2 separate regions of the Homo sapiens genome follow, and region 1 is linked to region 2. A link is an interaction called in ENCODE POLR2A ChIA-PET data of the cell type or tissue named here. Cell type or tissue: GM12878. All regions are shown on one strand.

Region 1 (2,500 bases), 190 kb before region 2:
CACTCAGGACAACTTCCCGTCCTGCAAGCCCCATTCATGGTAAGTGCCCTACAGAGACATACCATTTAGAAATCTTTTATACCATATTTTATGGTATATATACCTCTTCAGTGTTTAGGTATGTTTAGATATACAAACATATCATACCATCGTATTACAGTTGCCTACAGTATTCAGTACAGTAGCATGCTATACAAGTTGGTAGCCTGGAAGCAACAGGCTATATGTACCACATCGCCTAGGCGTGTAGTAGGCTGTTCCAGCTGGTTTGTGTAAGTACACTCTATGATGTTCATACCCACAATGAAATCGCCTGAAGATGAATTTCTCAGAACGTATCCCTGTTGTTAAGCCAAGCATGGCTTATTTAGTAAGCTATCAGTGCTCTAAATTGATTTTAAAAGGCAGTCCTTTGAGGGTGAAGATGGGAATTTCCCCAGTGTCTGTTTCCTCAGGTTCTCCAGACATAGTCTTAGAAGACTTCCTCTACCTTAGGTGTTCTATGAGTGACTTACAGGGAAAGGTGGGGCCTGCCACTCACACCGGGCCTCCTCTGGCAATGATTCTGCAGTTTTCCTGACTCCCACTGAGGATCAGTGGGGAGATCAGTTGTTAGAAACCTGTGTGAAGTCTGGACAGTGGCAAAAAGAGAATTCTGTAGCAGCTGCCAGGGATAGTTATATTTTTACAGAAGCAGTATCATTGGCAAGTAAATGGTTTTACTTACTTGTCATTGACAAATGAATACATTAATAATCGTTCATCTATGAACTTCTTCCATTCTGGCTTCTCATTAGCCAAGTCCCTGTAGTTATCATTGGACACAATGATACCGTCCGACTCAAAAGCCAGCTTCACGATGAACCTGTCGTCATAGCACACCACTCTCCTCCCCTGGACTCGCCGGGATGGCGTGAACACCAGGATTTTCTCCTTCTCTAATTTACGTAAAATTTCCTGATCTGCAAGAATAATGACGGTAGGATGGCAGAAAGTAAATACATAGATAACACACATGGCAACTTTCATACAATGTGAAACTCTAAAACATAAGCTGTATATATGAAATCCTTTAATTAGGGATTATGATTTAATTTGTAGATACAGCATCATTTCCAACTCTCAATAGTATTTTTCCTTCAGGAATTTTAATAATAAAGACTTTAAAACTAGTTAAAAAAATACGAACAGTATAAAATTGAACCATGACTGGGCAAATTCTGACTGTCATTATGTGAAGCTTTTGCTTAAGAGCTGGAGTCATCACACGACCACTATGGACACAGCTTCTTCCACGTTCCTACTTGAATGCCATTCTAATAAAGCAGCTGTATGCTGTGTGGGGTTCAGGTGTGAGCAATACATTTTTTTCCTTTTAAGTTTGTTTGCATACTTCGTAATTATTTTCTTCTAACTAGTGGGAGAGTATGAAAGGAAGTAGAAGTTGTCCAGGTAGCAAAGAGAAAAATCTTTAAATGCAGAAAGTTCAAAGAGAGAGAAGGCAGTGAGGTCACAAGTGTTGTTATAAACATGGCTACAATATGCCCCATGACCTTTCTGTGAGACATGGTGACAAATGCCAGCATTCTTGTGGGGGTCAGACTGAGTAAAAGATAAGAAGTCATCATGTGGAGAAAACATCTGCTGATTAGAAAAGGCCAGGTAGAGATATGCTCATTTTGTCTGTGGTTGGATTTTTTTTTTTTCTGTGACTGAGTCTTGGTCTATCGCCCAGGCTGGAGTGCAGTGGTGTGATCTTGGCTCACTGCAACCTCCGCCTCCCCGGTTCAAGTGATTCTTGTGCCTCAGCCTTCTGAGTAGCTGGGATTACAGGCGCCTGTCACCACGCCTGGCTAATTTTTGTATTTTTATTAGAGACAGGGTTTCACCATGTTGGCCAGGCTGTTCTTGAACTCCTGACCTCAGGTGATCCACCCGCCTCAGCCTCCCAAAGTGCTGGGATTACAGGAGTGAGCCACCGTGCCCGGCTGGTTGGCATACTCTTATAGCACTTTGTAACTCTATTGACTTGTTTTGTGATTTAAAAAAGGGTACTAGAGTTCATATGTTAATCAATGATAAAAATTCTCTTTCAACCATCCTTTCCTTCTACTTTTGCTCCTCTGTCCCCCATTTTCCCACCATTGTAAGTTCTGGCACAGAGTGCGGGGCACAAACCTACAGATGTCATGATTTTTTTTAAAAAAAAGCTCACTTCTTCTCAATGCTTATTAACTGGACTTACTAAGTTTTTTTCAATCCATCTCTGCAACGGATGATTATTACATACCTTCCTGGTATTGTGCCAGGTGTAACAGCCATCAAGATTAAAAATCACCTCTCCAAAGGAGCCTCAGTCTGACTGCACTGGACAAACACATAAGCCAGGTAAGCAAGGGTTGTAACTGCCACAGCAGAAGTGTGAGCTGGGTACAGATGGAAGAGTGACACGGGTCAGCTCTAATCCTGGCATACAGATTGATGATGCTCCTGACAGATG
Region 2 (2,500 bases):
ATGTCTCAAGCACCCTCTATGCGATGGTCCCAGGAGTCTGGGGAAGGAGAGTAGCACGAAGCAGAACTATCAACTGCTGAGCCAAAAAGGCATGCACTGTGACACTTGAATTGCAGCTGCTTTAGAACCGTACCTAAAAATAGCTCCAGCTCAATCTGCAGAAATTCTGACCTTAATGGATATGCTCGAGTTCAAGAAAGATGATTTATTCTTAGATCTTTATAACCAACTGCGAAGGAAGTCTCAATCTCAGCAACATCAGTGATTACTCCTAATAATATCTATCTCCCAGACACATGCTTTGAAGATGAAATGAGACGATACAGGCAAAACAACACTGATTGCAATTCAGATATTTACTGGTATGGCTCATTATTCTTATATATTCAAGAGGTACAGTGGGTGCTTTTACATTTTAATAAGGAATACTAGATACCGAGTGAGGCCCTCCCCTCACATCCACCAAATTGATCACTGCAGTGTTTGCATCAAAATAGCAGTATCAGTATCAAAATAATCAGATTTTGAATGCCTCAGAATACCCAAAGCATCCACTTCTAAATTGCTATTTAAGATGAATGCTCTACCTTTTATATTGCATTTTTGAAACTGAGTCAATCAGAAAAGTACTTTGATGTTGTAAATACCTACACATCAGCTCATCTGCTTTTAAATTAATCAAAATATTTAGGCATCTTCACAGAAATTTCTCATATTCATAAAACAAGGCAATAGTTATTTACTTCCTGGCATGGTAATATGTTTTGGGCAATCTCTGTTTGACTTGCATAAAAGGAATAAAAGCTAGTTTCATGAAACTCCATTGTCAGAATAATGAATGTTTTAAAAATACACTATTCAAAGCCTGCTCAACTCTCTTCCTCAGGCTATGGAGAATGTTTCTCCAGTGAGTCTTAGAAGGAAGGAAACCCTTCCTTCACCCCACTTCCTGTGCCTCCTTTAGAGCTGGGCTTGTAGCCAGAGTGAACAGAGAATGGCAAAACTGTTAAAAGGTTAACCGTCAACATGGCGTTCTCAGCATCTCTCAAAGGCACTTAGGAAACTAGTTGCAAGGAGATGAGTAGCAGCCAGAGAGCACCCCAGAGAGTACACTTGTGCTTATTATTCCACATGATTACATATTCAAATTGGTTTTAATTCCTGGGCAGCCATGGGGATGTTGGGGGAGGTGGGAAATAGCTTGCTGGAAAGGGGCAAGAACGGCGGAAGGAGCAGGTCTGGCATTAAAAATGTGCTGCAGATACTTCTCTAAGGCAAATGAGCCTCACGATTACGAATTTAGGCAACAAGGAAAGAGCTGTGGATCTAAAAAACGAGGTTGAATTTCCACGTGACATATGATAATCCCTTTCAATACATTAAGAATTCTACTTTGCATCAGCGTTACAGACTTCTTTTTCTTGAATCCTTCATAAAGGGCTTTAAAAAATTCTACTGTGGCCAGGTAAGTTAACCCATACCCATGCTGCCTTATAGATTCAAAAACCCCAGGGATTATAAGTAAATGTCTGTGACATTTTAGTCAGCTGGAGTTGGTGTTAGGAAACTTTTGAGGGTTCGTGGCTACAGATATAACCTTTGGCTGTCTTCACCAACTGTGGTTTTGAGAGGATTCACAGTGGTTACGTTTGAAGGTGTGGGCAGAGGTAGGGGAATTTGAAAAACATATGCAATTGTTTATTAGCTTTGTATGTTTGTAACCTTTCAATGGCACTTTCAAATAAAAAATACTCAGCATTTGAAAAGCCATGTTTTATTGCTAGAAATAGAATAAATGGAATATAAACATAGATAGCAGTGAGTATAATCTATTTAACACACATTATAGGATTTAAAAATCCTAATCAAGTTTGCCATTTCATCCAGGAATCTGTAATAGAACCTAATTGAGATGTGTTGAGACTTGGGAGGATTAATCACAGGAGGATGGAACTGAATTAGGAGGAGGTGAGACTCGGAGAATGAAATGCAGCAGGGATTTCGAGGAGAGGGATTGGACTCAACACAGCATTATCTAGAAGGTTAACAACAGACTATGGCTGATAGACCATGTAATAGCAGGAGAACCCAACATAAGGGTGTGGGCAATGAGAGTTTTGACCAAGAAGAATTTCAGAGCAAGTGATATTCAAAGGTCTAAGTAGCTCTGTCCAATAGAAATATGTAGTTTAAAATTTTCTAGTAGCTATATTTTAAAAAGTAAAAAGAAACATATACAATAAATTCTAATAATATATTTCATTAAACTCACTATATCCAAAATATTATAACTTGTGGCACAGTGCCCAGTGGCCACAGGTGGCTATCATATTGAAAAGCACAGAAATCAATCAGTTCTTTGGCACCAGGTAAGTCTATCAGGTCAGAGGAAGACCAACATCATGACTGGATGGAAATGGGCATATTAAATGGACGTGTTAACTGGTAATTTGCAGAAGAGAAAGTATAAATGGTTAGACAGTTTATAAAATAATTTCCA

Evidence for each region. ChIA-PET counts read pairs that join two places held together with the same protein. Peaks named below come from ENCODE experiments on the same cell type or tissue, not always from the same donor. Only the 100,000 strongest peaks of a DNase experiment are listed, where the experiment ranks them.
Region 1: POLR2A ChIA-PET joins it to region 2 with 6 read pairs; 3 of 35 experiments call an interaction of 5 or more read pairs at or near these places.

The regions. Positions count from the first base shown.
Region 1 is chr11:110,157,718-110,160,217 of GRCh38, reverse strand. ZC3H12C (zinc finger CCCH-type containing 12C) reads right to left here. Exons shown (of 6, transcript NM_033390.2): 4 at 728-962. Among named protein-coding and RNA genes, the nearest start is that of ZC3H12C, 66 kb to the right of the region's middle. In GM12878, no CTCF peak of the experiment used is centred here; no DNase peak of the experiment used is centred here.
Region 2 is chr11:109,969,863-109,972,362 of GRCh38, reverse strand. LOC105369484 (a long non-coding RNA gene) reads right to left here. Exons shown (of 3, transcript XR_948004.2): 2 at 1-37. Among named protein-coding and RNA genes, the nearest start is that of ZC3H12C, 120 kb to the left of the region's middle. In GM12878, no CTCF peak of the experiment used is centred here; DNase peaks (open chromatin) are centred at 102, 1,067 and 1,532; H3K4me3 peaks cover 501 bases; H3K27ac peaks cover 2,050 bases.